Regions from separate parts of the Homo sapiens genome. Here region 1 is linked to region 2. Evidence: chromatin loops called from intact Hi-C (ENCODE). Cell type or tissue: adrenal gland. All regions are shown on one strand. Links, peaks and the distances in the headings refer to the core of each region. The heading gives the core; the rest is flanking DNA. Region 1 overlaps TMC3 (transmembrane channel like 3). Region 2 has its middle 30 kb from the start of CFAP161.

Evidence for each region. Hi-C counts contacts between places; a loop is a spot of excess contacts. Peaks named below come from ENCODE experiments on the same cell type or tissue, not always from the same donor. Only the 100,000 strongest peaks of a DNase experiment are listed, where the experiment ranks them.
Region 1: a loop joins it to region 2, with 3 times the contacts of the local background. A loop is called at or near these places in 7 of 110 quality-filtered maps.

Annotation. Positions count from the first base shown.
Region 1 is chr15:81,328,084-81,344,575 of GRCh38, forward strand. TMC3 (transmembrane channel like 3) reads right to left here. Exons shown (of 22, transcript NM_001080532.3): 14 at 15,834-15,962; 15 at 15,195-15,262; 16 at 13,307-13,435; 17 at 11,311-11,421; 18 at 10,572-10,697; 19 at 9,763-9,841; 20 at 8,526-8,568; 21 at 6,637-6,892; 22 at 3,005-5,179. The coding sequence ends at 4,336. TMC3-AS1 (TMC3 antisense RNA 1) reads left to right here. Exons shown (of 7, transcript NR_120365.1): 2 at 4,262-4,458; 3 at 13,479-13,625. Among named protein-coding and RNA genes, the nearest start is that of TMC3-AS1, 12 kb to the left of the region's middle. In adrenal gland, for the core only: CTCF peaks have their summits at 8,680 and 8,890; no DNase peak of the experiment used is centred there; H3K27ac peaks cover 1,075 bases.
Region 2 is chr15:81,096,490-81,112,981 of GRCh38, forward strand. It overlaps a transcript of CFAP161 not described here. Among named protein-coding and RNA genes, the nearest start is that of CFAP161, 30 kb to the right of the region's middle. RefSeq lists an enhancer at 15,116-15,275. In adrenal gland, for the core only: a CTCF peak has its summit at 10,182 (motif pointing right); a DNase peak (open chromatin) is centred at 10,251.

The sequences.
Region 1 (16,492 bases), core at 7,720-10,219, 230 kb after region 2:
GAAGTGTGCACAGACGTCTGGACTCGTGAGGACTAATAAAGGAGCTGCTAGTGAAAATGAACATGCTCCTCTCTTATGAGCTAGGGATTTCTCTTTTAGGAGGACCGATATTCACTTCTAAGTAAACACTGGCACGTGTGTGTGCCAAAAAGATACATCAAGACAGACATATAAAAGATGTTTAGTGCAACATTATTTTCAGCAGCAAAGAAGTAGAAATGATTACAATGTCCATCAGTAAAAAAAAGGATCGATATTATGTAGTTTATTCATGTGATGAAATACTTTGCTACAGTTATGAGTTTGATCTATTTTTTGCTAGAGCTAAAAATATAAGTATGTGCATTAATACATGCAGTATAATACTCTTTACTTAAGATGTGCTTACACATTGTTTATGGATGCTTATACGTATATACTCACACATACAACATATAAAACTATAAACAATTGACCAATGGATGTACTCCAAACTCTTGCTAGTGTGAAGGGAATGAGACTTTGTGTAAGGATTAGAGTAGGCTTTGACCGTATCTGTAATATTTTCTTTATTATTAATAGTAACAAAATGGCTTAATGGAAATAAAATAAAATTCCAATTTTGGCAGTTGTTGACTCTCACAGTAGGAATATTGGTGCTTGTCACAGTAGACTTTGCACTATTCTATGTCTTTTAAATTTATTTAAATTAAAGACCTAACCCAACAGTAAGTGCCAGAGTGCATGTGAGCTGTGTTGTGCATTGGAAAGTGATACTCATACTTTCAACCCTGCGTGTGTTTGGCCACTCTCAAATTTTCTTAGGAATGTCTCAGGACCTGCTTGCCCTTAAGTCCTAAAGAAGCACCTCCCCACTCCCACACAGACAATGGTGCTCCCACAGGTGTCTGGAGCAAAGGTCAGCCTTTTCCAAAATATGTTTTAATGTCCCAGGGAGCTTGAGGCCACAGTCCCAGACCAAGCACCAGGAAGAGAGGACCATCATCATGAACCTCCCATGAGCACCTCTATCTCAAAAGCACATTTCCATGGCATTGTAGAACATTGAGTCTTAAGCAGACCCATTTCATGGCATTGTAGAACATTGAATCTTAAGCAGACTGCAATCTCTTGGATTTGTCATAGCAAGATATTTGAAAATATGTCCACTCCTCTTCCTAAATTTCAGGAGAGGTGTTAATCTGTGTGTACATTTAAAATGGTGGTATTTATACGGACTTTTCTTTCAGTTTGGAATTGGTAATGAATCTTAGAATATAACCCTGTGACCAGGCCATTTGTGATTCATTCATTAGGACAATTCTTTCATTTATTTGTTCACCCATTCACATTTAACAGATGTTTATTATCTATGGTCGGCCTCCAAGATTGCTGCTCCCTAGTATACATGCCCTATATAATCTTCTTCCCTTGAGTATGCTGGCACTTGTGTATAGGATGAGATTTTACTCCCAGATATAGTAAAAGTGAAGTGATTTTGAAGATGTAATGAGATCTCCACTCAGTCAACTCTGAGTTAATCAAAAGAGAGTGTCTGGGTGGGCCTGACCTAATCAGGCGAGCCCTTTTAAAAAGTGGGTTCAGGCCTTCCCTGGAAGGAAGGAGATTCAAAGCTGAAGAAACACTCTCTGGCTTTGAAGAGGCAAACAGCCATGTTGTGGAGAGGGCCTTGTGGCAGGGAATTGCGGGCAGCCTCTAGGAGTGGAGGGCCTCAGTCCTAGGACCTCAAAGAAATGAATTCTGCCAACAATCACCTGAGCTTGGAAGAGGACCTTGAACCTCAAATGGGATGCCAGCTCTGGCAGACACCTGGATTATAGCCTGATGAGACCCTGAGCTCAGGATCCACCTAAGCTGGGCCTGGACTCCTGATGCATGGAAACTGAGATGATAAGTCTGCATTCTTTTAAGCCTACTAAATTTGTTATGCAGTAATAGAAAATGAATACAATATATAAGTGTCAGTGACTGAAGATGCAGAATGAATACAACACCATTCTTGCTCCAAAGACACAATCTGGTGGAGGAGACAAATGTTTAAAAGACACAATTTAGAGTGAAAAGAGTTATGAAAATTTGAATCAGGGTGTGCTCCTCGTTAACCATGGCAGATTGAACACACTGCTGCCCAAACCCTGCAGAATGCCCGTAGAAGGATCCAAGGACATCAGCCCATAAAGGTGAAGATAATGTGAAGGGGAGAGGGGGCAGGGGGCGTTGGGGGGTGGGGGGAACAGTGCTGTTCTTCCCTCTGGGCTCATTGGCTGGATGGTGTAAACCTGGCATTTTCTGTGGCTGTGATTTCCTTCTCCATTGACTACATGGAGGAAGCCTGTTGCCAGTAGGAGAAAATGAGGTCAACAAACATAGAAATAGAGCAGAGAGGTGAAAAGAGATTCCTGAGGGTGCTTTAATGCCCTGGCTCCAGTTGGGCCTGAGGCTAGCTTGAGTCCCATCCTTCCCAGTTAAGCAAACCAGCAAATCTTAGGGATAAATCATGGATTACTTCCAATCTAAGTGTCCTGACTCATTAATACAGATATACTGCCCAGTTAGCAGAGTAAAATAAGTTCTCAATAAATGTTAGTTCCTCTTGTCATTACTAAACTGATTATTCATACAAACTAAGCATTGTGATATCTTTAAGGGTGGCCATCTGATTTGTGGTGCTTATTAGAGAAGATGACTTTTGTCTGTTGAAAGACAGCATTGCAATACAAACAGTTCACTCGTATCATTCCGATATCTCAGCTGAGGCTTCAGCAGGCAGGATGAGATATCTCTGGCTTGCTTATGATTTGCGGTCAACCCAAAAGGAGGCAAAGCACTGAGTTCCATTGAAATGATGGCCTGATGTGCTTCTGGATGCAAAGAGCCCCACGGAAACAATCTGCTCATGTGTGGTAGTGTTACAGTAGGTAGCCAGTTAGACATGAGCAGACAGTGGGGGCTCCTGCCAACGAAATGTTGTGGGACAATCAAAGATGGGAGACACTGAACAGAGTGAGTTCAGGAAAGGTCTTTATTAAAAGGTGATCACCTGGCTCAGTAGGACTAGCGTCCAGGAAAGTCTGAGCCCTGGATAAAGAAAGCAGCCACCTTTTAAGCAGTCGGTGGCCGGGAGTACGCGAGGCAGGAAGCGTACTTACAGAAGCGAGAGCAAAGGCAGTTGTTCAGTCTTTTACATTTATCTATACTACATGTTCCACATCCCTGGGAAACCATGTTTCTGCATCAACCTTGTAACTTTGCAGCTGCGCTAGGGTGGTGAAGCAGGAACTCGCTGAGCCTCAAGGAATGTGAAACTAGCAAGTACAGATAAGGCTTGCTGAGCACAGAAGGAAAAACAGGCAGTTAGTGTTCTTCTTTAACTTAGACTATGGGGGAGCTACACTACACTTAGCTTTTGAAGGAAAAAGTAAAAATTTTTGGTTGTCTTTGATTATACTTGTAAAATTCATGAATTCCTTCTTCAACACAACCCCCAGGAATGTCAGGCGACCATCAGGTGATGGTCAGGTGGCTGCTGATTGTCTCTCTAAAATAATAATTGGTCACAGCTGGCACCAGGGAACGACAGTCTCCCAATAGATAGAAAAAACCTGAAACTGGTGATCGGCAGCTTCCCCATAAAATGTCAGGAGTTGGGCGAGTGGGCTCAAACATGCGCACTAAGAGACAAAATGGAGCATTCCCCTGGTAAGGGAAGAACCTCGAGTGAGCGCGTGCACAACTCCAGTAAACACACTGCGCATGCTCCCCTCCCCAGCGCTAGCAGGCCACTACTGCGCATGCGGACAGCCCACCCCAAGGGAAGAAAGGGAAGAATCGTGGGGAGAAGCAACGCAAGACCCCGGAAGCATGCCAACGTGTAAAACCCCAAGTCAAAGGTCAAACAGTGCACTGGATCTCTCAAGTCGCCTGCTTGGCCCTCTACTAAGTATGTTTTACGTTCTTTCATTCCTGCTTTAAAGCTTTTCAGTAAACTTTCATGCCTGCTCTAAAACTTGCCTCAGTCTCTCCTTCTGTCTTGAGCCCCTCTGCCAAATTCTTTCTTCCGAGGAGGCAAGTATTGAGATTGCTGCAGACCCGTGATGATTCACTGCTGGTGACATACTTTGGTGCCACCTAACTCGGATAAATTTGGCTAACAGTAGCTGTAGAATAGGTATCTGTAGCCCTGTCAGCCTCAGGGCCTCAGCTAGCAGCCGCTGACCATGCCCCTCAGGTCTCTAACACACTTGTTCACCTCTTTTTCCAGAAAGGGAGATGCCATGTGCTGGCCCAGCACTCCAACAGGGGCCTGACCTCTAGGAACGGGACACTGGAGGAAGCCTAGACATCTGAACAAATCAAGTCATCCAGATCCACGGTCAGCTCCTGCCCCGACTTGGCCTTCCTCCTGCTGGGCTGGCCCACGGACCTCGGGAACCTGCCCTGGCTGTGGGTGACCTGCAGGTACTGGTCAGCGCTGCTGTTCTGCTGGTCACTGCTGGATGCTGCCGACACGGAGTCAGATTCCGTGAGGGATGGCTCGAACCTGGGCTTCCCTCTGGGCTTCAGAGGGGGCTGTGGGTATTGGAAATTCCGGGATCGTGGCTTTCTGGGCACATAGGCTGGCCTCTCAAGGTGACCCTCAAAATCTTCATTCCACGACTTGTAGTGCACCCTCCCCTGGTGCTCGGGATCCCGGGTCTGACTTTCGGACCTCTCCCCAATATAAAAATGAGGAGCCCGACGGAGGTCTATCAGGGAGCGTGGGGGAAGAGACCGTTTGATCCAATCTCTGCTTGGCGTCTCCTCCTCTTCTTCACTCAGCTGTGGGGAGGGAGGCTGGCGGGGGACCCGGGATGCATATTGTCGCACGTTCCTGGGGTACAGCTCCACAATGTCACCTGAAGCATCTATCTTGAAATGTCTTTCTGGCCAGACATTTAGATGTTTTTTCTTGTAAGAGTCACATTCATTAATGACATAGTATCTGGGGGCGTGGGGCCTGGGACCCTGTGCCAGCAAAGTCGAGGCCTGTGGTCCACGGTGAGGAGGGTTGATTTGCTGAAAGTCTTTTCGGAAAAGAGGTTCTGAGTGTACATCTTCGATGTGCGTTGTAAATGTCATAGGTGTGCGCGATCTGTTCCTGTGAAGGTCACTGGTGCTTGCACACAGACCGTGCAGATACCTGTAAGACAGGGGCGGTTAAGTAGCTGTGGCCTTGGTGGTCTCAGAGCCCCACACCTGAGGACTGTGAGCTGTGAGCAGTTCTCTGAGCATTTTCACTGAGGCTGGTTCCAACTGGTTAATGGGTATGGATTGTGTGCACAGAGACATTTGGGGGACAGGGCTAAACAGTTTTCTTTACTGCTGGAATTTTCAGAACCTAAATCAGTGATGTACACATGAGTCTCCATGAAGACTGCAGAGCGAGGGGTGTTATGCTAGTGTATTTCCTCACAGAGCCCTCTTTGTGTCAAGAGGCACATAGTGGGACTAGTGTCTGTGAAGCACATGTTAGGAACACAGTTTCTCATCCTTTCTGCTAAGCAGCTGTCTGACTTCTCAAGCACTTCTCTGAGTTTCCACTGGTGGGTGGAGGGGAGTTGTACATATTAAACAGTTCTTCCCTGGCCAGGTACGGTGGTTCACATTTGTAATCCCAGCGCTTTGGGAGGCCAAGGCAGGTGGATCACTTAAGGTCAGGAGTTTGAGACCAGCCTGGCCAACATGGTGAAACCTGGTCTCTATTGAAAATACAAAAAAATAGCCGGGTGTGGTGGCAGGTGCCTGTAATCCCAGCTACTCGGGAGGCTGAGGCAGGAGAATTGCTTGAACCTGGGAGGTGGAGGTTGCAGTGGGTCGAGATTGCACCACTGCACTCCAGCCTGGGTGACAAGAGCAAAACCCTAGTCTCAAAAAAAAAAAAAAGTTCTTCCTGATAAAGACTTGAATCTGTATGGTGGCTGTAGTTTGACCCCTAGGGGCCTCTCAAGGAGTGTTTGAACCCTTTCTCCTTGTCAAGACCCCACAGAGACAGGCAGACAACTCCTTATATAACAAGACTTCAAGTTCTTTGCTAACTTAGTCATTATCTTTAAAAAAGAGAGCCCCTGTATTTTATCTATATTGCTTTCGCTGTGCTACATTCAGATCAAATATAATTCTCCATATGAGTTTGGGCCACCGCAGGTCTATCCCCTTCATCTTTCCAGGGGTCCTACCTCCATTAAAGTAGGAAGGGATCTACTGCTTTCTTTGACCCCATGTAATGCATAAATGGTCTTGCCAATAACTTGACCAGACTAGGGCTAAAATATGGAAGATCTTGCCAATAATATGGCCACTGTGGAACTAAAAAATAAACAGTTATTTTCTTAGCCTAGACAAATGTTTATCCTAGGTTGGCTGGAAGGTTTGCTTACAAGTTAAATGGCAGATAACCTAGGAGGAAGAATTTGTCCTGTTTGATAAACTTTGACACCCCCACCCCGCCTCCATTTCTTTTTAGTACCAGCTGTCATAGTCTCCTGACCCATGCCTTCTGGGAGAATTAGAATTTAATGGCCTTGGCCTCCTGAAGCTGCAGAGGCCTTCAAATCTCTCACATTCCAGGTTTTAATCTGTGCTGCAGTGGAGCCTCACCTGTTAGTTTCATGCTCTAGCCTGGATTTGGGGACCCCAGGGAGAGGTGAGCTAGGAGCCCTGTCCCCTGGCCTCGGGCTCTGGGGCATGGACTGTGCGACTGTCTCTATCCTGCCACTCTTGCTGCTCCCTGAGTCAAAATGGGCCACGTTGCCGTTGTTTTGGGGTGTGCCCGAGTGCGCTGAGGACAGCTGGCTGGTAAGATCACTGTCGTTTGGAAGCTTCTTGGTGCTTTCTTCCTGGGTCTGGATTCGGGCTGCAGGGAGAGGGAGGTGTTGTGAGAAGACAGGTGTCACTGAGCAGGTGACAACTTCAGATGAGTTGAGTTGCAAGGGTTTTATGACATCCAAGAGTTGGTCCGCAAACAATTGAGTGCACTTACAAATGCACCTAACCAGTGGGCAACAAACATTCTGTAATTCAAATGATTTCATCCCTGCAAGTTGGAGCTGGGAGTGTAGGAGGAATCAAGTGAACACAAGGCTTTACAGTGCTCCATCTGATGCTCCCATGAGGCAAAGCAAGTACTTAACAGCTTTGGGCCTCCAGTTCCTTATCTATTCAATGGAGATAATAAAGCTTACACAACAATTATGATTCTTTGGAAACAGTTCACATGCATTCTGAAAAAAGATGTGGTCTCGAGCTGGAAAATGAACACTGGACAATGCTATTGTTATCCTGAAACAGTCTATGTGGATTCTGGCTTTTGAAGGTGACCTGAACTAAATTTAATTACGCTTAATTGGCAAATAAGCGATGACGATTACAGAGGCATTTTATGGCGTGAGCCACAGTCACTTTCAGTAATCATTATCAATTGTAGGCTTCTCTCTGAAAAGCTGATGGAGCAAGCAAGCATAATCCTTAGGCCTTAGAGGTCTTGCTCAGACATTTTTCTGGAGAGGAATATTTCCCTTCCAATTAGTGAAGTATTGCAACAGCTGTGAGAGCTAGCCCCTAAAGCCCTTCTGGGTCCCATTCTCATTCATGTAGGCTGTGCCATGTTAATGGTGCCCAGTGAGCCTTCTAGCTCACAGCACTCTGTTAGTGGTCCTGAGAAACAGATCCATCTCCTTCGAGCTGCCGTTGCCCACTTTCTTCCCTTCAGGCCACAGCAGACTTCTACGCCACATGCTTCCATTCTCCCTGCTCTGCAGGGACAGGACAGAACCTAAGGAGGCTCAGGGAAGGGACCTGGGAGGGAACATTGCAAGGAAGAGATGGGCCATGGAGAGGAAGTATACAAAAGTGACCCAGACAAAGAGATTCTTTGGGCTTTCATCCACGTGAATGTGCTGCTTTTCCTCTCCTACTTCGATACTTCCTTCTGATTTTACACATGTTTTGGGATTATTCATGGGCCTGGATATGATATAAAAATTAAAGATTTAAAACAACATTTATATCCCTAGATTTTATTTTATTGTGCATAGTTACTGGTGAAAAAACACAGGTTATCAGGAATTTGTATTGGTAGTATACCGCAAACTACTTTAAATGGCTGTATTTTTAAATGCCCACTAACTGAGACAGCAGATCTCTGCATTTAAAAAAAATATTAGGACAGGTGCAGTGGCTCACACCTAGAGCTAGCTCTAGGGGCTAGCTCTCCCCAGCACTTTGGGAGGCCAAGGTGGGTGGATCATGAGGTCAGGAGTTTGAGACCAGGCTGACCAACATGGTGAAAATATAAAAATTAGCCAGGTGTGATGGCACGCACCTGTAATCCCAGCTACTCAGGAGGCTGAGGCAGGAGAATCACTTGAACCGGGAAGGTGGAGGTTGCAGTGAGCCGAGATCACACCACTGCACTCCAGCCTGGGCGACAGAGCAAGACTCTGCCTCAAAACAAAAAAACAACAACAAAAAGAAACGGAAATACTTACCTTCTACCATCTGGGCAACCTTTTTCTTATCCTCTGATCTTGCCTAAAATGCAAATGATATGCATGTTTGTTTTGGCTTTAGCAGGAAGCAGTAACAAATATTATTCCTGGGGGAAGAGAAAAAGATTTACATGCCATAGTTCTTACCTTGGACCATAACTGTACTACTATTGCCCCCTATGGACGGTATGCTCTGGGCTCGGGCCTGTTATTTGAGTGAATAAATGCAGATACCTGAGAGCTGAAGTTTTATGCCTAGCCAGTTTTATTTAGGGACAGCTAATTAACAGACCATGTTTAGATTCTGTCCATAATAGTTTGCCTGAATCACAAAGAAAAAAATACAGATCGACAACACTGGAGATGTATGTTTCCACCAAAATGGCCTTTGTAACTCCAAATGAATTTCCAATTAGAAGCTAATTTGTGTTTCTTTGCATGAATTGATGTTCATGGGAAGTTTTTTTTTTTTTCTGATAGAAGTGGAAGGAGTTTTTTTGCATGGGTGAGGTCAGTGAGGCATCTGGGGTGCCAAATTTAAGGAGGCACTTATTTTCAGGGCTGTGAAAGGACAGAATCAGCATTACGCTTACAGAGCCTCCTTAAATGTGGTGCTTTGGGAGCCTCACTGGCCTCATCCCAGTCTTGGGATCCTTCCTTGGGGTCTGGAGGACCCAGGGCACTAAGGGAACACCTGGGGTATGTGGAGGAGGAGAAATTGTGGGAGTTTTGGGAGCGTGTGTCTCCCTGGGACTGCTCTGAGAGATAGGGTTTGAGCCCCATGGAGAGAACGTAATGACAGCCACATCTAAAGGATATGAAAGAGGTGAGGCTTTAGGGACAAACAGTGCTGCTGGGCTCAGATGCCCAAGTTGACAAGGATTGGGAAGGGGCCCTTTCTCTCCCCTGCCAATCTACCAGAGCTCACAAAAGTACCTGGCACACTGAGGGCTTGGTGTGGTCACAGGGTGGGCACTGAAAGGCTCGAGGCAGCTGCAAGGCCTCTTGAGGAGGAAGAAAAACAGGAGCAGGCTTCCTCCTAGCAAAGGGGAGCCATCCCTGGGTATTCTTAGAAATAACTCTTGGACATCTGGGGATTGGTGGCCTTGCACCATAGTGGGTGGCCAAGAGTCACAGAAACCTTGAAGATGTGACTTCACTTGTATTCCCACGCTGGCGGGATCTCAGTCATGTGGTTGACACATATTCATAATAGCAAAGTTCATGAAATACTTGCGTTTTGGATCTGCATTTTGAGCTGGTGGTTGCTGAGCTTTAGAGACCGTGCGATGCTCTGGAGATAATAGATGAGCATGCTAGGACAGAACAACACAGGACAATGAGTGGACTGCAACTCGCTTTTCTGCTTTTCAGACCACATTCCCTGCAGATAGTTGGCAGGAATGAGAGGCTCCCAGGCCAGATGCGGGCTATCCACTGACCCTCCGCTAAGGACAAAATGTATCAGCAAGTTCTCAAGCCAGTGAGCACTGGGAAGGGGCTGCTTTTGTTTTCTCTTCCTGGCTTTCCACAGCACCCTCGTTGACCTGGAATTCTGCACTGGTGATAGCAATAAGGAAGAACTGAAAATGGGGGAGAAATTTTGCAGTCTATCAAGCTATGAGTACAGGATCCACTCACTTTTATTTTTTTTTCCTTTAAACCAAAATAAGCCAAAGCTACTCAGCTGAGTTGTGAAATTCCTTTTCAGGATTATTTAAGTTTCTAGAAAATGATAATGGCATTCAGCCCCATTCTAGTGATCACAGTAATTGACCAAATGGTGTTGATGGATCAATAACCACCTCAATGGCAATGGAGTGCTCCCTCATCGCCCCTCGCTGAGACCCAGTGGCTGTGTCTCCATGGCACAGTGCCTCATGTGACTCTGGTGTGTGACTCAGAGTCCCTGTTGAGATCATCAGGCTCTAAGCCTAAGTGATTTTTGAATGAACTAATAAATTTTATGTAATTATTGGAAAGCAGCGTTTTCTTGTTGGCCAAACACACAGAAGTCCCTCCAAAGCTGGCAGGTGTGGTACTCACAAAAGCAGGAGTACTGCGGGCAGGATGACCACGGGGCTACTGATGTGTCCAACCACGGAGCCAAACCACACAGGAAAGTCTTTCTCAATCGTTTCTGACACAATGTCATAAATTTTCTCTTGTCCACTGTGAGAAAGAAAAACATAACTCCAGATTTTATTGCTCTTGGCAGAAAGATGCTGCAAGACATCAGAAAATGGCTGGATGCCTGGAGGCCAATTCATAACATTCCTCAAATGATTTCATATCTAATTAATATGGAGGATGGAAGATGGGGTCATTAATCACATTGCATGTATGTGTGTGTTCTAATCGTGTACACTAAGGTAGACTAAATATTCCATATTGTATCAAAGCTGACTTGAATGCTGGATGAAGATACTAGAGGGTTTTGCTTGAATACAGCTGGATAATATAGGAAAAAAAAGTGCTGTGCACTGTGGTTTAATAAAAGCTTTCTGTGTTTTGACCAGGTAGAATGTCCTCTAGCACAGAACAATGCTGTTTCTCTTTTTCACTTTAAAAGGATTGTGTTTTTTAACATGAGCACAGAGATGATTATACTAAGGGCAGCCTTCTATTAAGGAAAGAGCCCTGGTCTTGGATTTAAAACATGCGGGTTTGCAATCTTTCTATCCTGTTTACCTGCTCTGTGAGCTTGGAGGAGAATTCAGTTCAATATGATCTAATTCCCTTACAGCTGTCAGTCACTCCGGGCAGAGCTGGGAACGAAACTTACCTGAATGGCCCACAGTTTAGAGATGGCTTGTATCGGACAATAGCAAAAATGGTTGGCAGCATGCACAGAAACAGCATAAACAGGAGCATTGCCAAGTAGAAGTTGTTGGATCTGCAGATAAATCAGATGTCATGTGTTAAGTTCACTCCATAGCCAGTTGCCAGGGTTGCATATGCCCAAAGAGCTGCCACAGAAACGGTTGCCCTGACTCTTTGCAAACTAAAAATCCTCCTCTCAGGGTTACCTACAAATGGATCTGTCATAGGGTCACATGCAGCTTAGAAACCTAGAAATCAGCGTTCAAAGGAACTTCAGAGATCTCCCACCCAACCTGTTCATCTAATAAACATTTGCTGAGCACCTGTTCACCTCAAACCATAAAAGTGGTGAACTCACCCTGGCACCCAGGAGTTCCACACAGTAAACTCAATTTATGGAAAAATCTTAGAAGCATTGCCCATCCATCTGGGTCCTTACCTAATGGTTCCCTCTCCTATTCCCAGGCTTGAACTTGTCTCTTACGTCTCGGGATGGTTTGGCTCTTTTGTTTATGATTCCTGACTCTCTCACTTGGGTGTGATTTGCACTCAACCTCTTATCCACTCCGCATGTGGCTGCCCAGGGTATGTGTTCTACCTGATTAAGCCCCGGTCCCTGAGCCCTAAGCTAGTGTCAGGGAGTTTGGATGCCCAGAGCTCCCCTGAGGGCAGCTTAGATCTGTTTGGTGTGCAAGGCCCTGTACACAGTTCAGAAAAGAGAATGAGGGGTCAATCTAGTTACTTTCAACTAGTACTCTCTGTTGGTCTGTTTCTCTGTCTCTCTCTGTCTCTGTCTCTCTCTCTCTCTCTCTCTCTCTCATGAAAAAGACTTGACTAAAAGAGAACAGAAGATTTCAGAGAGCACAGAATGTAGTAGGAGAGTGATAAGTTGTGAAACTTCTTTATCTTTGTCTATCCACAGACATACATACATATAATAAATATACATACACATATATAACATATATAAATATATCAAAACATATCTCTGAATGTATTAATATATGTGTACTGTCATCAGATAAAATGCATTGTCAAGTAGGTCATGAGCAAAAGTTTGAAAGCCACTGATATAGACACACATAACCATATGTCAAAGTAAAATAACTGAATCAAAGTATTTAGAATGTGTTATGAATTCACCAAAGTTGGTAAAATTAAAACAGTTAAAAGAATAAGTGTTGGCAAGGTTATAAAACACTTGGAACTCTCATATAATGCTGCTAGACATGTAAAATGGGGTGTTCATTTTAGAAAACTTTTTGGTGCTATTTGCTAAAGGTGAACATATGCATGCCCTGTGTCCCAGCAATTGCATTCCTAGGTATATATGCAACAAAGATACTTAGGATGTTCAAGGCAGCATTACTCATTATGGCTAACAGCTGGAAGCAACCTACATGCCCGTCAACAGGAGCCAGGATAAAGAAATTGGGGTATATTTTCTCAGTGAGTTGAATCTCACAAACACAATGTTGCGTGTAAGCAGTTGGGCACAAAGGAGCACATACTGTGTGTGTGTGTGATTACGTTTACATCAAGTAAAACCCAGGCAAGCCTAATTATGCCATTAGAAGTTGGCAGTGATTGGAATGACATACAAGTGGGCATGCTCTGGTTGCCATTTGTGTTTTGTTTTTTGATCTGAGTGCCTTGTGTTCAGTTTTTGAAAACTAATCAAGCTAAACATTTACGATTTGTGTACTTTTTTTCTAAAGGATTATTAAACTTCGGCAAAACGTTTTAAAAGTGTCATGAGTTCAAGAGGAGTAATGATTCATTGAAAGAGTAAGACATTGGAAATGGCTCTTGGAGGAGACAAAATTGGAGGACAGGCAAGATTTTGACAGGAAGAGAGTTGGGGGGACCCTTTGCTAGAGGACCCCTGGGTAAGGCAGGCATGGATTATATATATGTATATATAGTTATCTGCATGATCAGATCTTATTCTTACTCACCTTGAGGCTCGAAATACTTGCTGGTGGGGCACATTGCAGGTCAGCACAGCCCAGCTTCTCAGGTACATGAGCCCAATGAGTTTGAGAACGTTGAACGCTGGGAGACATGGGGAGAAGAAGGCCCCCATCCTGGAACCATGAGGAAGGTCAGTTTGCATCTGTTCTCTTTCAGCCTATCTCCCAGGACTATGGAAGCCCCATGCAGGAACATGGTTCTGACACTTTGGGGATTATACCCTAAGCTTAAAGGACTGGAAAAGCCCCTGAAGTCCCGAGACCACAACCCTCCACCTTCTAAAGATAAGACAAGTCACTGAAGGTGGGTATTGATCCTATTTTAAAATATTATATTTGCAAAGGACAACTGTTTGTCTCTCTTTTCACAGCTGAGCAAAGGAAAATCCTCTGGGAAGGAGGCAAATAATGGATAACTACTATTTGGGGCCAGCTCCTGGTTTTGCTTGTCTATGATGAGGACTGTGCTAATAAATTACTGCCTTTCAGGTTTAATCAACATATTTTGGGCACCTAGTTTTGCTGGATATGGCATTAAGCATCCTCACACATTTCAGTTTGTTTACTCTTCTGCAATAGTGAGAGGAGAGGTAAATATCCAGTTGATAGACAACAAGGGCAGATATGGGGAAACCAAAGACATGTTGCTAAGGCTGACTCTATATCATCCAAACCTGGGAGATTTGGGGAATGAAAGAACTGAGCCCACAGACAAGAACCAGATCATCCCAGGGAAGCTGGGACTTATGGTCACCCTGAAAAGAAATGGCAGCTAGGCGACAAAACCCATGTCTTCAGACTTAAGTCTAAATCAGTTTATATTGGATACGTATTCAATCTAATACTTGTGGAATTTGGATTTAGTGGTATGAAAATAAACATGGACATAAGAGTATGTTTCCTAAGTAAAATGTTTCTAACAAGAAATGTTCAGTTATCATTATCTGTTGGATGTTAGGCAAGACACTAAGCTTCTCTGCACTTCAGTTTTCTCATCTTTAAAAAGGGGAAAATAATAGCAGTTACTTCATGGGTTTACTATAAGGATTAAATCAGTTACTACAGGTAGAAAAGTACTTGATATCTAGCACTATTAAATAAATGTCACCTATTATTTTTAATACTGTATTTGTAAAGATATTTTGCAAAATACAGTGGCTCTAAGAATTTGACAGGAGGCGTATTACTTTGTACCTCTCAATTGCCATGTATTTTACTGAATGATTATGAAGAGAATGTTTTCTGGATGTATGGAATATCCCAAGTTCTTGTTTTTTGTTCGTTTGTTTGCTTGTGTTTTAACAAATAGCACTATTCTGGTCCAACAGGTAAAATCAGCTCCTCAGTGTCTCCAAGGACAGGAATGCCATGGGCTGGGAGGCGCCATGGGTGAACAGACTTCCCTACTTCCTGCCTCCCCAAGGGTGGGGAGCAGTCTAGGGGATGGCTGTACTCCTGGGCCCAGTGTCTAAGTGAAAATTAGGAGGAAATGGAGGGAGGGTGGCGAGCGAGGACAGACTGGCCAAGGTCCCCCGCAGCCACTCCTGAAGTCCTCACGAGGGAGAAGCAGCCTCTCCTTCCAGCCTTCCCCAAGTCCTCCCTAAGAGTGTATTCTACTGGTTTCTGTGCAGATTTTTTTCGGCTGCGACCAATAGTAGCTTAAACATGGATTATTTTCTTTTTAATTTCTTCCTGCAAAATTCTTAGGAAACCATTAATAAAAGTAATATACATGTGAAATAATAATCTTGGAAACATCCCTTCTTAATGCTTATGTAACTGTGTTATGGTCGTGTCCCATCTAGACTAAGTAAATTAAAATCTTAGCCCAGATGAGATGTAAGCAAAGGCAAGAAGAAACTTTGATACCTACCAAATCATTCCTTGGTTGTAGACTAAATGTAGCACATTCTCAGCTATTTTGAATTCTCCATATTCAGGCTACAAGAGAAAATAAACTTGTGCATTAAACAAGTTCCAAAGTTCTTTGCATGAACCAATTAATTACAGACACCTATATAGACTTCTTTGCTCTTATGAACACTTAGAGATCAGTGCTTGTGGGGCCATCCCAGCAAATGGTAAATGTTAAGAAAGGGGTGGGGCTGGGCATTGTAGCTTATGCCTGTAATCCCAGCACTTCGGGAGGCTGAGCAGGAGGATCACTTGTAGTCAGGAGTTCGAGGTCAGCCTGGGCAACATAGTGAGACCTCATCTCTACAAGAAATTTTTAAAACTAGCTGGGCATGGTGGCATGTGCCTATAGTCCCAGCTACTCGGGAGGCTGAGGCAGGAGGATCGCTTGAGCAAGACCCTGTCTCAAAAAACACAAAAAACAGACAAAAAAAAAAAAAAGGAAGTAGAAGCTCAGCTTTCTGCACCCATCTCTTCCCACTTGTATTCTCTTTCCGTGTGTCCCCCTCAACTATGCTGGACTGTTTCCCAGCCACAACATGAGAAAGGATGGATTTGGCCATATAAACTTTCCCAACAGACACAGCATTTTACTTACAAACTTGCTCTCCAGATCCCAACACCAGTAGTCACTTAAGTACCGCACGAAAAGTCCTCGGAAGAAGTCTATGAGCAGAATGCTCGCCACGGTGAAGAGCATGTCAATGATGGAGAGCTTCAGCATCTCCTGAAACACAGGGCGTCCCTGGATGCCACCATGCCCCACCCTTCCCACGGTCACTCTTCCTTCAGGGTGCTCCTAATCTCTGTTCATTCTTGTGGGCCCCAGCCAGTGGGCCCCTCCAATGGCATCTTCATTTCTCATCTTTGTAAGTTGCAGTGGGCAGAGGACTGGGCTTCTGGTACATAATGGGTGTTCAATAAATATTAGGTAATTTGAATTCGAATTTTGATATCTGAGGCCAGCATCACATGAAACTAGGAAAGAATCTAAGGTCTGTGGTTCTGAGCTGCAGGAGACTCGAGGCCAGTGACCCATTTCCATGGGATAATACCTTGGGGTTGAGGTTCTCTGTACAACATGGTTAAGGGTACAGATTTTGGAGCAGATTCCTGGGTTCAGGACTTCATTCTGCTCTTTACTATCTGTGTCCTTGGGCAAGTACTTGACCACTGTGCCTCAGTTTCCTCATCTGTGCCTATAAGGGTGACAATAATAGGACTCTTATGAGGACCAAGCATTTAGGACAGGACCCA
Region 2 (16,492 bases), core at 8,874-11,373:
GGGAGGCAGAGGTTGCAGTGAGCCGAAATCACACCACTGAACTCCAGCCTTCCAGCCTGGGCAACAGAGTGAGACTCTGAAAAACGAAACAAAACAAAACAAAATACTGATGACCACAGGAATTATATCTGTGTAGCCACAGATGCGAGCCCTTGGGCGTAAGTTTCTCTCTGTCAGTCTAGGTTCTTCCCATCATAAAGTAAGGAGGTCAGTTGAGATGGTCAGCTCCCACCTCTCCTTCCTGCTTCTGAAACTCACAGATGGATACCCCAAGGTGCCCACGTTCTGATTCAGCCCCACCTGAGGCTGGTTCTTTTCTGTCATCTTGATAGTCTTAGAATTCAATTTTCCTGGGGGTCTGGTGTTACCATTATGAACTATCATTCCCTAGGACTCTTTCACGGCCTTCCAAGACACCTATTAGCCTCTCCTTTGAGGCTAACCAGGCTTGGGCATCCGTCCTGATGAACAGGGGGCCCACTGATGTCATCCCTGTGGAGGGACAGACACTGGCTATTGTGGACACAGAGCTCTGCCTGCCTCAGCCCACACTTGTCCCAGCTTTCTGCTTGCTCCCTGCCTCTTCCTGCCTTGAGGTGTTGCAAGCTAGCCACCAGGATCCGTAAAGGAAATCTAGACATGGCTTTTATTTTTTAATTTTTTTTTTTGAGATGAGGTTTCCCTATGTTGCCCAGGATGATCTCAAACTCCTAACCTCAAGCAGTCCTCCTGCCTCAGCCTCCTGAGTATTGGGACCGAAGGCACGTGCCACCATGCGTGGCTAATTTCCTTTTCTTTTCTAGAGATGGGGTCTTGCTATGTTGCCCAGGCTGGTCTCGAATTCCTGGGCCCAAGAAATCCTCCTGCCTTGGCCTCCCAAAGTGCTGGGATTATAGAAGTGAGCCATTACACCCGGCCTGGAGGTGGGCTTTGAGATCGGATATTAAGCAGACTTACACCAACTTTTCTTTCTTTTAGGTTCTCAAGGCATCTCTTACAAATGTAGAGAAAGCCCTGGCTATGGGCCACGTCTCATTTCCTTGCAGAAACCCCTTCTCTCTGAAATACGGTGGAATGTAAGAATTGCCCATCTGAAGACCTTTGTGTCCTTTTCCAACACTGCTGTTGGAGATGCTGCTCATTGTGTGACCTCATGTCTGTTATATAAAGATCCACTTGATAAATTTCTCCTTAAACACAGTGCCAGGAAAATTTTCTTTTTCCAATCGGATTCCAAAGTTATTGTACAATGAGAAGTATATGAGCCAGTGTGTTTCCCTTTTATCCAGGAAACTCAGTGATAAATCCAGGGTTTAACTGTAGTAAACAACATCCCAGGTGCCTTGAAACGTATTGTTCTCTTTTTACTCTAGCTCATTGGTCCTTGAGTTGTGTTCTGTTTTTAATGTTTCCTTAGACTCCTTTGGGAAATAGTAAGGTGTAAATTTTCTCCAAAAAAAATCCATGCATACAAGCACATATACATGAGACAGATGGCCTCTTCCTGTCCCTTTCTTACCATCACCACTGCTATGTCCCCAGCCCAGGCTAAATGCCAGGCACTGGGAATGCAGTGATGAAAGGCGCTGCCTGTGAATGATTCATGGTTAGTCTATTGCAGGGATAAGCTGGCACAGAAAGAACGCGAATGTAAGGCGGAATAGGGTCAGTGCCGACATCAAGGAACAAAGAAAAAGCTAGAGGGGTTCAGAAGGAGAGCAATTGATTCTGCAAAGAGACATCAGAATGTGGAAGCCTTCTGGGATGGAAGGGAATTTCAACTGGACTGGGAAGGATGGAAAGGATTTTGAAGGCAGAGATAGAGGAGGAACATCTCTGACTGAGAAAACAGTTTGAACAAAGACTTGTTCTGGAAAAAAAGTAAATCGTCCTCCACATTTGGCAAAAACACTAACTGAGTTGGTTGGCAGGTAGGATACATGAAGGAGACAGTGGGAACTGAGGATAAGATTCTTTCACATGATATCTATTTTGCAATTTATAAATGGAATTTGGGTTCAAGCCTGTAGTCCCAGCTACCGAGAGGCTGAGGGAGGAGGATTGCTTGAGCCTAGGAGTTCGAGACCAGCCTGGGCAACAGAGCCAGACCCCATTTCTTAAAAAAAAAAAAAAAAAAAGATCTTGGGTTCAATATGTCCTTTTGTTCAACAACCCTGTGAAGTAGCAGAGGAAATAGGATTATTTCCTGTAATGGATCAGGTAACCCGGTTACAGGGCAGTTAATTCATTCTAAGTGACACAGGCTGTAAGTGAGAAAACCAGCACCAAATTTCACACTAATTTTACTACATTAAGTTTCATCTCTGGAAATCAAGAAGAGGTTTGCAGGGCCAAGCTAGTTGAAGCTCACCGTGGACTAAGAATCAAAGTTGGTTTTTTTTTCCTTTCTTTTCTTTTCTTAAGAGGTGGGTGGGGGTGTTGACAAGGAGGAAAGGGAGGAACCCACAAATGTAATTTCAGCAACAGTTCCCTTAACAACGCCCGCAGATGGATGAATTTCCGCACAGTCTGGTTCTCTGTTCCTTTTCTGTTCCTGAAGAGAAACAATTGAGGGAGTGAGGGATATGCAGTGATGTTTATCTTTCCAGCTCTGAACTTTCAAATTCTGGAATCCCCCAGGGTTGGGGAAGGGTGGGTGTAGTCACTTCCCACCGTTGCAGAGGGATGGGAGATGTAGCAACTCCTGTTGGGGCATGGGGCGGGGTGTGTGATTTCCTCCCAAATCGGAAATTTATCTCCCGAATGGGAGGCTGCAGAGAGTCATCAAGGACTTATCTCCAGGAGCAGACACCAGAGAGGAGCCCTGCCCAATCCTTTACCCCAAAGGGGGCGTGCTTAGCCCGAGGAGGAAGAAGAGGGTTTCCAGCTAAGAGTCAGCACCAAGGGCACCCGCTCTCATTCATGTGTCAATGAAGAATTCCTGCCAGACTTCCAGTACTGTCCTCGACCATGGGCAGAATCCCAGCTGCCCCTCCCAGAACACTCCATGCCACTGGAACTCAGGAGCGCAGGTCAGTTCTGCAATTGAAAGCAAAGGGGAATTTTGGTCCTTTCCTTGGATTGAGTCCAGAATTCTGGGATGAACAGCTCAGCTCCTAGAAATTATGCTCTGGAATTTCCAAAAGCTCAACAAATAGCCCCAACATGCAGGGTTGTCTGTTGAGATGAAGCATCCTTTTACTACCCTTAGAACATTACAACAGGAAGGAAGTCCCATCCCTTTTTTATAGATGAGGAAACTGCAGGTTAGAGAGGCTAAATATATATTAAATCAAGCATATTAATTCTAGTATTTAAATTTTCTAAGTGCTTATTTTATTTTAAATCTGTTTTATTAGACCTAAAGGTAGGTAAATCTTCCTCTCCTACTATCTTCCTCCTCACGTATATTTCCAAAGGTTTTTTTTCCCTATATTTATACAAGTAATTAGCTTCCGTCCATTTGTTTCATCACCTATAAAATAGGAATGATCTTTGCCTCATAGATGCATGAGTATTAAAGTACATAAGATAATACATGTACGGCATTTAAAGCAGTTTGCAAACACTCAATAAGTGTTATAAGAGGAGAAAATTTCCACTTAAAACTTCTTCCACCTTCTCTGCCTGTCTGCATCCCAGGTTTTTGGTATAGTCTGGGACTTTTGACAAAGTTTAATGCTCGTTACCATACTGATGTATTTTTTTTCTCCAAGAATTATTTAACATCTGCATTATTTTGAAACTGTATTCATAATACTTATTTCATCTTAGTTCTAAGTTTAAATTATTTCAGTGCTGATTATCTGTCCTACTGTAATACAGTCTTCTATTATAGAGTTCTTTATTTTGACGTACAGATCAACTGCATAGTATTTTTATGGAAAGGTACGGCAGAGGCATATTGAGACCTTACAGATACCTTAGAGTGTCTTTCTATTGCTTTAAATAATGAACAATGGATGACTTCTTGGGGTTTGAAATCTTGCTTTGCAAACTTTCCCCCTCAGAATTTTATGTAGCTGCTGGAGTACACTGAGGCTAGCTCCATTTTTCTTCCATTGCCTACAATTTTCTACATGCCTAGATAATAATAGGCATCTTCCTTTATCCTTGAAATAAAAAAATTATCTACTTTTTATCTCTTAAGAATTCTCATTCTTAACAAAAAGAGGTTTAAGTTGGCCAGGTATTTCCTTTTCCTCTCTCTCTCTCTTTTTTTTTTTTTTTAAGAGACACAGGCTCGCCATGTTGGCCAGGCTGTTCTAGAACTCCTGGGTTCAGGCAATCCTCCTGCCTTGGCCTCCCAAAGTGCTAGGATTACAGGAGTGAGCCACCATGCCTGGCCCCAGAATATGTCTTTGTGTCATCCTTTGGTCCTCACTGGATTTGTCCTCCTGCATGCTAGTAGCTCCTCTCATTTTCCTCCAGGTAGAGGGCTGGCTGGTTAAGTCTGTGTTACTAGTTCAATAACTTGGCCACCAACTTGGCTGGCTTGAGGAAGGAGTTTAGAAAATCCCTAGATGTGTATGCTTGGTTTTGTTTTTGATAATGCTGCTTTACTGGGGCAAACATTCCACATCTCATTTCTGATCAATCCAGCCTTCCTTCTGTGAATGGGTCCTGGCAAGGTTGGCAATGGAAATATTTAACAACCTGCCCTGACTAATCAGGAATAGGCAGAGGTAGTGTTGAGGCAGAGGCCTAGAAGCCCCTCTTGTGCCAAATATTTACCCTTTGTTAAATAAAGGTGGTGGTGGTGGCTGGGTGCCGTGGCCTGTCATCCCAGCACTTTGGGAGGCTGAGTCTATTGGATCACCTGAGGTCAGGAGTTTGAGACCAGCCTGGCCAACATGGTGAAACCCTGACTCTATTAAAAATACAAAAATTAGCTGGGTGTGGTGGCAGGCACCTGTAATCCCGGCTACTTGGGAGGCTGAGGCGGGATAATCACTTGAACCCGGGAGGTGGAGGTTGCAGTGAGCTGAGATCACACCACAGCACTCCAGCCTGGGTGACAGAGTAAGACTCTGTCTCAAAAAAAAAAAAAAAAAAAAAAAAAAGATGGTGGTGGTGGTGGGGTGATTCGTGAGTGATCTGAGAGGGAGAGGCTGGGAATGTTATTATAGTAGGGAGCATGCAGGAGGCTCTGGGCAATAGCTCTTTGCCGACCAGCATGGAAGTATAACAATGCATTAACACTCAAAGAGCCAGCCAGTGCATCTAGTGATGTCAGACTGAAGTCCAGCCCACAGTGTCAGGGACAATTCCTGTGGAGCTGGCCCCCAGGTGCTCTGTCAGTGTCTCTACTTGCTGTTGTCCTCTGGCAGGGATGCTTTGCAATGCTGTTTGATTGCAATGACATCCCCCCAAACTCAGAATCAGGATGGTTGTCTGACATTCTCCAGGAATCTAATCATGTGCCTGGCCAACTGACCTCACTACCTCACTGCAGACTACACCACCACCCTCTTCCAGGACAAAAGGTGTAGCTCTGAGGGTACACTTGGAGACGGCAAGTACCATCTGTAATATTGAACTGAGATTGGCATTTAGTTGTTATTGAATTTCATCATTCCCTGGAATTGAGCCAAAGAGTGGCTCTATCATGTGGCAGCCAAACTGTTAGGAGAATGGTGCCAAGTAGTGCAAATTTGTTCAGCACAAATAGCAATTGTGCTCAGAATATTCTCACACAAGGAGAGGATCAGGAAAAGAGTGGTTCTGATCTAGGTCCCTGAGCTGCTGGGTGAGGGCTGGGTCTGAGAACGTATCAGGACCAGGCCACGTTCACGTTTTCTAGGCCAGTTCCAGCACAAGACCTTTTGCAGAAAATTCAAGGGGAGGTGATCTATGCAGAGTGTTATGTAAATCCAGTCATAGAAGTGGGTCACAGGGCCCAGTGCTGTGGCTCACACCTATAATCCCAGCACTTTGGGAGGCCAAGGCCGGGAGATTGCTTGAGCCCAGGAGTTCAAGACCAGACTGGGCAACATAGCAAGACTTCTGTCTCTACAAAAAAAAAAATAAAAAATTAGTTGACGTGGTGGTGCACATCATTTCAGCTACTTCAGAGGCAGAGGTAGAAGGGTTGCTTGAGTCCAGGAGGTGAAGGCTGCAGTGAGCTGTGATTGCATCACTGCCCTCCAGCCTGGGCAACAGAATGAGATCCTGTTTCAAAAAAATTAAAAAGTAAGCCACAGATATTTTATAGATATGTGTATTTCTTCTGCAGAGGGCAGGCTGGTATCTGTGGCAGGCAAACCCAAAGAGACACCGGCTTAGCTTGCAGATACCTCAAGCCCCAGGACTCACATGCCAGGACAGATGATAGGACAAGAAATGTAGTTGATGTTGGATCATTACGTTGGGTATTAATTTGGAAGGGAAGAATTTGATCTATGGGGTTGAATCAATGAGGAAGTTTTATAGACATAGAACATCCAAAAGATTGATAATAAAGGAGGATTTTGGAGAGTCTGCCAGACAAGCCTTTAAAATGTACCTGGGTTGAAAGACCAAATATCTTAGCCTCACTGAAGGGCAGCCGCTGGAGAAAGAGAAGACCGAGGAAGCACATGATGATGATGATGATGATGGTGATGATGGGCAACTTTTATTGAGCACTTAGTATGAGCCTGGCACTGCTCACGTCAAATTTATATGTATTAACTCATTAACTCATTTACTTGTTGCAGTAAGTGAACAAAATAGATAGTATTACTGTAGTGTTGTGATAAAGACTGGTTTTCATCTATGATTCCTGGCTCATAACTCCCATAACACAAGTTACAGGCTTTTGTTATAATGCTGGATGTGTTTGGCCTCAGGAAACAGAATCTCCTGCCCTCCTTTCACTTGCCCCAAGGCAGGACTCTAGTCTTTCCCCACCCTTCTGATTGGAGTCTCAAGATCCTCCCCAGGGAGGATCCCACCCTATATCCTGGAGAAAGGATTGGGGACCTTATGAACCTTCCATAAAAACTCAAGAGGAAAACAAAAAAAACCCAAGAGGACTGTGAATTTGGGGAGCTTATGAATAGAATAGCTGACCACCTGGAGGTTCCTGGAGGGTGGTGTGCCCAGGAAGGGCATGGAAGCGCCGCGTCCCGTCCCCCATAGCTCGCCATATGCATTTCTTCACCTGTATCCCTTGCAGTACTCAGTATAATAAGCTACTACCTGTGTTTACCTGAGTTCTGTGAGCTGCTCCAGCAAATCTCAAACCTAGAGGGGATTATGGGAATCCCAACTTGAAGCCAGAAGGTCACATGCTCTGGAGGTCTGAACTTGCAACTGGTATCTGGCTTGAGGGGTAGTCTTGGGAACTGAGTCCTCAGTCCATGGGTTCTGACACTATCTCCGGATAAATAGTGTTGGAATGAATTGGAGGGCACCTAGCTGGTGTCCGCTGCTTGGTGAATGGGGGAAAACCCCCTCATGTTTGGTCACAGATGTCCTCTTCTATGTTGATGGTTATTGTGGTGGTATGAGAGGTGAGGAAAAACATGATTTCAGAGAGTTTTTCCCTAAATAATTACTATCCCCATTTTCCAGATGGGAAAATAGAGGCACAGAGAGGAGAACAAAAACTGCTCAAAGGTGACAGAGCTAATAAGTGATGGAGCTGGTTGTCAAGTGCTTTTCCACTAAAGAAAAAGAATGGGCAGCCTTCTAATTAAGTAATGAAAATCAAAATTTTTTTCTGCAAGGCAGAGAAAGTAGCAGTAGAATTCAGCATGGAAAACAGGGACTGGTTCAGTCAAATGCTGCCAGGAGGCATCCACAGACAGGAGCTTTTAGCCAACTTCAGTTTTCGCCTTCAATTTTCCCTCTAGTGCAGTGAAGCTGGGAAGAGACTAGAAAGCTGTGACAGTGAGCATGGGGCAGTAGGGACTGCTTCCTAGGCCTTACCCAGGTCGTCTGAACTGAACAGGAGCGGGCCAAAGTTCTGGCAGCTACTTTAAAGACAGCAAGTATTCCACAAGGAGCTGCAAGGAAGGTATCCTCTCCCATGAGTGGGACTTAGGCTGTGCCAAAGGGATATGGTATCCAAGGGAGTTACAAGGCATCCTTTTGATCTTATTTGGAAGGTTCTAGAAAGATTGCATTTGGATCTCACAGGCTGAGGAAATATATAAAAGAATTCTTTCCAAATATCTTATATCTAAGTCTTAAGTTATTCCAATCTGAAAGTGTGGAAAAATCATCCCAAATGCCACTAGTCAGAGGTTATTTCCAATCCCAATCTGGAAAACATTCTTCCAGGCATCCCTGTAGGCTTCTATACATGGGTATAAAATTTTACATAAATGGCACCTACTGTATATGATATTCTCTAGTTTGCTATTTATATGGCATGTTGGTTTTCTAGGGCTGCTGTAAGAAATTGCCACAAACTTGGTGGGTTAAAACAAGGGAAATATATTCTCCTATGGTTCTAGAGGCCAGAAACCTGTTACCAAGATTTTGGCAGGGTTGGTTCCTTCCGGTGACTCTGAGGGAGAATCTGTTCCATGCCTCTTCTGGCAGCTTCTGGCGATCCTTGATGTTCCCTGTCTTGTAGCTGTGTCACCTCAATTTTTTGTCTTTCTTTTCTTTTCCCTCCCTCCCTCCCTTCCTTTCTCCCCCATACCTTTCTCCCCCCTCCCCTCCCTCCCTCCCTCCCTCCCTTCCTTCCTCCCTCCCTTCCTTTTTTCCTCCCTCACTCCCCCTCCTCCTTTCTCCCCCACCCTCCCCCCTCTTTCTTTCTCTCTCTCTCTCCTTCCTCTTTCTCTTTCTTTCTTTTTCTTTTTTCCTTCCTTTCTTTTCCTTCCTTTCTTCCTTTCTTTCCTTTCCTTCTTCTTTTCTTCCCTCCTTCCCTCCTTCCTTCTTTTCCTCCTTCCCTCCTTCCTTCCTTCTTCCCTTCCTCCATTCTTCCCTCACTCCTTCTCTTCTTTCTTTTCTGAGACGGGGTCTCACTGTGTCACCCAGGCTGGAGTGCAGTGGCCCAATCACAGCTCACTGCAGCCTTGACCTGCCAGGCTCAAGCAATTCTCCCACCTCAGCTTCTGAGCCAAGCAGTCAGTGGCCACTGGAGAGGTTGGTTGGCAGAAGTGGAGGGATAGCAACTTATCTGAGACAAATAGAGGAGGGTTTCCTGCAATTCTGGGGAAACTGAGACCTGCCTATTGCAGCAGCTCATGACTAATGTATTAACACTTCCGGGCTGCTATGAGATCCAGATGGACAGGCATTTGAAGGCTGACGCAGGCAGAAGATTATTAAGTCCACGTGATGTGCAAACACAGGTTTTGGAGGATGGGTAGCTGTGTATTTCCAGTGAATAAAATTTATGATAATATGAGTGTTTGTACTGTACTACAGATGGTCCCAGGAGTGTGAAAAAGAAACTGAACAATTCACTGATGTGGCAGGTGCTTTCAAATATCCCCTTGTCTATCAGGCATTGTCGCTGGGGCTAAGGCTATGTCGATGAAACAAAAAGACCCCTGTCTTTATGGGGCTTACACTAGTCCAAGTTGCTCATTGCTAAGAAAAATTGCCCATAATAGGGATTTGCAGAGAAAATGCAAAGTGTCATGAGAACCAGGGAGTAGCAGACAGCTTAATCTGGGCTGGGGATGTTGCTGAGGGAGATGACTTCTAAGATGGTCTTGATAGATGAGTAGAAATCACACGGAGAAGAAGGGTCTTGAGAAAGTAAATTCAAATAGAGTTAAAAGCAAGGGCAAGAAAGACATAGTTTGGGGGAGTCTCAAGGATTTTGATATTTTTAGAACATAATGTGAAACAGGATTATTTGCAGGAGTGAAACCTAAGACTATTGCAAGTAGACAATAATTTAATAGGCTTCCGACATCAGACTGACGGGGTTTCACCGTGTTAACCAGGATGGTCTCGATCTCCTGACCTCATGATCCGCCTACCTCGGCCTCCCAAAGTGCTGGGATTACAGGCATGAGCCACCGTGCCCGGCTGGCTTTTAACCTCGGTGTTTATTACAGTGAGAGAAGATGTATCATTAGTTCCAGAAGCAAAGGTTTACAACTCCCTTTGGAATCAGAGACCCACTTGTAAACTGGAGTCTTCTGAACTGAGCCTGGAGAACACCTTGCTGTCACTGCATCATTTTTCTAGTCACAAATCAGAAGCTGTACCCACGAATTGCCACATGAGGGCACACTTGCCCAATTATGAAATTAAACACGCTCTTTCAAAGGTCAGGGAAGCCCTTGTCCTAAACATTTCTTCTGGATGAGACATTACTTTTGAGCATGAGAAACAGCCCAGTGTGGCTGTGTGGTGGCTCAAGCCTGTAATCCCAGGACTTTGGGAGGCCGAGGCGGGTGGATCACTTGAGCCCAGGAGTTCAAGACCAGCTTGAGCTACATAGCAAGACCCCATTTCTACAAAATATTTAAAAATTAGCCGGGCGTGATGGTGTGCACCTATAGTACTAGCTTCTCAGGAGGCTGAGGTGGGAGGATTGCTTGAGCCAAGGAGTGCAAGGCTACAGTGAGCTGTGATCACACTATGACACTCCAGCCTAAATACAGCAAGACCCTGTTTCAAACCAACCAAAACAAAAAACAAGCCCAATGCGACTATCTAAAACCTGCAAACATCTGCTGAATGAGGTGCCTGGAGGAATTTGAGCAGAAAACTGGTTCCCATTCTTGGTCTGCTGTCAGACTTTTCATAATAATAAGCAGTAGTATTTACCGAGTACTCACTGTGTCCTAGGTACTGTGCCAATGTGTCACACACGTCATCTTACATACATATCCACACTCATCATATAACGTGAGTGAGGTTATTTCTCCATTTTACAGATGAGGCAACTAAGTCATAGACTGTGATTCCACCCAAGGTTTACACAGCAGGTGAGTGCTTGGTTCTGCCATTTGGATTGAGAATATCTGACTCCAAAGCCTGTGATTTAAATTACAGAGGCTGGGCACAGTGGCTCATGCCTGTAATCCCACCACTTTGGGAGGCCGGGGTGGGCGGATCACCTGAGGTCGGGACTTTGAGACCAGCCTGGCCAACGTGGAGAAACCCCATCTCTCCTAAAAATACAAAATTAGCCAGGTGTAGTGGCGTGTGCCTGTAATCCCAGCTACTCAGGAGGCTGAGGCAGGAGAATTGCTTGAACCCAGGAGGCGGAGGTTGTGGCGAGCCGAGATCATGCCATTGCACTCCAGCCTGGGCAACAAGAGTGAAACTCAGTCTCAAATAAATAAAATAAAATAAAATAAATAAACAGAGCTGGTCATATAATATTGAATTATTTTCTAACCTCTTGTAACGGAAGTACCCAAATAAAACTGATGTGTATAAACATGGTCTGAGACCCACAAATGCTATGAACACATGAGGAAGGCTTTATTTTTCAATGTTTTCTTTCTCCTTTCCTCCCCTCTTATCACATTTTTTTTTTTTGATGGTGGGTTTTAGTTCTGACTCCCATGTTAACTTATGTTTTCCCATACTATCTCTGCACTTCCGTTTCCTCGTCTGTGAAACTGAGACACACCCTATCTTCTCCCATCAGCTTAAGGGAACCGGAGAAGCTGACGGTTTGGGGAAATGAGTCTGCCTTGATACCCTTCTGTGCACATTCATCCAGTATCTTTAAGTTCCTGGAAATGGTCTCTTTCTTAACTTTACCCTATTGTACTGTAAGTGAATAATTGCATTGCTTCCAAACCTTTTATAATTGCTGACTTTTAAATTGCAGAAAAATAGAAATGGACCCAAACAGATTCATTCTTGTTGCATTCTGAATCTTATATTCAATATGTGAAATGCTTTTATTTATATTTTTCTGAAGCCATAAGGGCCAGCATTTTTTTTTTTTCCCAACCAGCAACAGGAGATGAATGGGTCAATGAGAATCAGATGAGTGTTCCCACAGTTGTGGCCAGATAAGGGGTAGGAAGTAGAAAAGGCCCTGGACAAAAAGTCAAGTGACATTAATTCTAGCCCCTGCTCTTCCTCCTGAGGGGCTTGTGGTCCTCAAGGGTTTGGACCCACTCTGGGCTTTTATTTTCTCAGCTGTAAAATTAGAAGGGCCAAACTAGATCGGTGGTTTTCAATCTATGCTCTACAGATTCTTAGGGCCCTCTGGTGGGGCAAGGTGGAAGTTTTGGCCCCAACTCACCCTTTGAGTCTATCATAAGACCACCCTTTTTAAATCTGTGAGGCAACTTCAAAAGTTCTTGGGAAAATGTAATTAAAAGGTAAAAATAAAAAATATAAGCTTTATTTCTCAACATAACCTCCATCATATTCAAGACACTTTTGTAAGCAATGTTACCAGCCATTTAGTCCAGCTGTAAAGAATTGAGGTTCCTGGGAATTTAACCATGTCAATGCTGTCTTTTTTACATTATTAACTGAAGAAAAAAGGGTTTCCTTTAAAAGTTTTTCAAGATTCGGAAACAAAAAGAGGTCAGAAGGAGCCAAATCAGGACTGTAAGGTGGATGCCTAATGATTTCCCATTGAAACTCTCACAAAATTGCCCATGTATGATAAGAGGAGTGAGCAGGAGCATTGTCACGGTGGAGAAGGGCTCTCCAGTGAAGCTCTCCTGGGTGTTTATCTGCTCATGCTCTGGCTAACTTTCTCAAAACACTCTTATAATGAACAGATGTTATCATTCTTTGGTCCTCCAGAAAGTCAACAAGAAAAATGCCTTGAGCATCCCAAAAAACTCTTGCCATGACTTTTGCTCTTGACTGGTCCACTATTGCTTTGACTGGGCCACTTCCACCTCTTGGTAGCCATTGCTTTGATTGTGCTTTGTCTTCAGGATCATACTGGCAAAGCCATATTTCATCTCCTGTTGCAGTTCTTCAAAGAAATGCTTCAGGATCTTAATCCCCCTTGTTTAAAAGTTCCATTGAAAGCTGTGCTCTTGTCTGCAGCTGAGCTGGGCACAATGGTTTTGGCACCCATCAAGTAGAAAGTTTGTTCAACTTTGCTTTTTTCGGTTAGAATTGTATGTGCTCCAGCCTGGGCAACATAGTAAGACCCTGTCTCTACAAAAAATTTAAAAATTAGCTGGGTGTGGTGGTGTATGCCTGTAGTCCCAGCTATTCAGGAGGCTGAGGCAGGAGGATCACTGGAGTCCAGGAGTTTGAGGCTGTGATGACCTATGATTGCACCATGGCACCCCAACCTAGATGACAGGGTAAGACCTTATCTCAAAAAAGAATTGCGTAAGTTACCAATTGAGATGTCTATGATGTTGGTTATTGTTTCTACTGTTAATGTCAATTCTCTTTAATCAGGGCATAAAGAAGATAATATTTTTCCTTCCAAATTGATGTGGATGGTCTACCACTGCAGGCTTCATCTTCAACATTGCCTCATCCCTTATTAAAATTAATTATTCATTTTTAAACTGCTGATTTCTTTGGGGCATTATTACCATAAACTTTCATAAAGCATCAGTGATTTCACCATTTTTCCACCCAAATTTCTGCATAAATTTGATGTTTGTTCTTGGTCCAATTTTAGCAGAATCCATGTAGCTCTGATACGAGATCTTTGCAAACTGATGTCTTATCCTTCTTAGTGCCTCAAAATAGATCCTGTTCAGACATTCAGTACAGGTTAGTGTGAGTTTGTTTTGGTGCAAAATTTTTTTAAATCCATGTATAGTTTTTTCATAAGATGTGTCTTCCATGAACTTTTTGAAGACCTCTCATATTTGTTTTATGTAATTGAATTCTGTCTTGCTTTTGTTTAAAAGAAGTCTCCCCTGCTTAAAAGGGGGCAAAAATTTAAAAAATTTTCTGGTGATTTTGAAGGACAGCATCCTCCTATAACGAAAATATCAGTTAAAGGTCTCTATGTTTTTTGATATCTAGAATAAATGACTTGAAGCCCCCCACTCCCTCCATCCCCTTTATGCCACTTAGAAGTCTGAAACCCTCCCCAGGATATCTGTGAATTTCCAGGAGGGTGCTGTTCTCCTGGTCACCCTTGCCTCTGGGTGCTTCTGGAGAATGCATCACCACAGATGGGAAACTTCATTTCTTTTCACTCTCTTAGGCAGACTGAGACTAAACACTACTCTGGGTCCATGCCGGCATTCCCATACCCACCAGAGTGTTAACTACAAAAGGGTTTCCCTTTTTAGAAGCCAGTGGAGAAAGTAAATAGTAAGAAATCTCTTCCGCTCTCAGGATTTCATAGTATAAGCAGGCATATTACCCAAGTGGTCAGCTTCGGTGGAAGGGGACTGGAGACTGACCACCAGATGATCAAGGGCACTAAAAAGGGGATGCAAGACCTTAGGCTCATAGTCCTGTTCCTGGGGACGAATGCTGGGCTCTGGTGGCCATGCTGGGCTGCGGAGAAGCAAAGGTGCATTGTTGGTGTGATATTCTTTCCCCCAGGGGTCTGCTAGAAGCTGAAGGCAAAAATAGATGGAGACAAAAAAGACTAGGAGACCCTTTCTATGTAGAGACATCACTCTATGTTCTTTGCAGAGAATAGGAATACGTGCCTTTGATCAGATGAGCTATTAAAAAATGATTATGTAGTTCTGTTAAACTGGATTATTTTCAATATCCTGTCTGCTTTTTCAAAGGACTGTTATTTAGTGGGAAAACATTGCTGAATTCCTTTCAGAGAAATCCTCCCTGTACTGACCCTTCGGCAACACACCTTACACATGTAACTACTTGTTCAGAACAGTCTTCTCCTTCTGACTCTCCACAAAGGCGGGGACCATGAGTATCTTATTTCCCACTGCATCCAGAAGGCTGAGCACAGTGCTTGACGCACAGTGAATTTTGGTTGAATGAACAATTGAAAGGATTTGCCCATTGCAGTGTCATTTTTCCAAGACCTGACAATATCACTTTTGATTCTTTTCTTATTTAGTTCCACCTCCTTATCCCCGCTGCCACTGCTTAAGTCAGCACACGGCATCACCTCTCCTGGGGCTATCTTTAACTAGGCTTCCTGACCCCCTACCCTGGCCTGTCTGCTTTAAATCCAGGCAATGGCCTGTAGCCCCAGCAACCTTCCGAAAGCTCTACTCTCTGTCCCTTGTCAATTTCCTCTTCTGAAAGTTTCAGGGGCTCTCCACTACTTGCAGAAGAAAACCACCAACTCTTGCCTCGATGCTGAAGGTACTTTCCCATCATCTCCCCTCTGCCTCTCATCACCCTGTGTCCCTCCTGGCCCTTGCTTTCTTGCTTCTGTGCTTGGCCTCATCCTCCTTCCTCTGCCTGGAAAGTGCTTACCTCTGTTCTTGCATCTGCATGTCCAAATCCTATTCATCATTTCTATTATTATGTCATTTAAGTTTCAAAAAGTCTCTGAGTCATTGTTCCTTAAATAGCAGTTTTAAAAGGTGATTCTAAAGAAAAGGATTTGATGTTGAAATTAGCTTAGGAAGTGTTGTATGGATTATTGCCATTTTGTAGATTTATAGTGCAGGCCATTAATTCAAGGATCTGAGAAGATCTGCAATCAAGAAACCTATTTAACTCAGCATTTCTCAAATTTATTTGACCATAGAACCCTTTCCCCTTTCACACCTATTAACATATTGCAGATTATTTTGGAAATACTTTCCCGAGAGTTACCAGTAATATCTTTAATCTGTTTTTAATGATGAAGATGCTGAGGCTCAGAGACAAAAATACTTGCGCAAGCCGAGTGAAAGGAGCTTCAATCTGTTTTTTTTTTTTCTTTACTACACTGTGATGACTTACATTTGTCATCCAACAAGAACTTTTAAACTTTCCGAACTATGGAAAGTAAGACAATAGCCTGTATTTATCTTTCCTAATATCTGAATTTTGTCCCACTTCTCTTTTCTAAAAATGATTATTCCCAAGTTTTTCTTTCACTTTTCTTTCCTGCCAGATGTTTTACAAGTAATGAAAGGCTCCAATTAAATTTTCCCAAGAGCTTCATCAAATAATGAAAACAATACATAGAGCATGTTATATCTTTATGAACTTAAAATTAAAACATAATTTTGAGATTACATATAGGTATAATAAAACTATATAAAAAGAAAAGCAAGTGGATAATGAACACAGGATTTAGGAGATGGTTACCTTGGCTGGAGGTAGGGAGGGATGGGGAATGAAAGACTCTTATATTTAGATGTAGATTATTATCAAGATCTTAGCTTTTATTTTGGGGTTATAGGTTTACAAGTGCTTATTACATTATTTAAAAATAACCGGCTAAATAACTAGAGGACCACTGCTGAGAGTGTGTCATAATCCAATTTAATGTACCTGAGACCCTAAAATAAATACATAAATCATAAAAAAGAAAACAATAGCAAATTAAGTTTTCTAGTATATAGCTAGTTTATGTCAAAATAATACTTTTAAAGCGAGGTGAGTGGTGGCCTGATTTTAAGGGGATATTTATTGCTAAGTAATACTGAGTAAATTGCACAGCATCCAATAATGTATGAGTGCATTTCTGTTTTAATCTTGGCTTTGA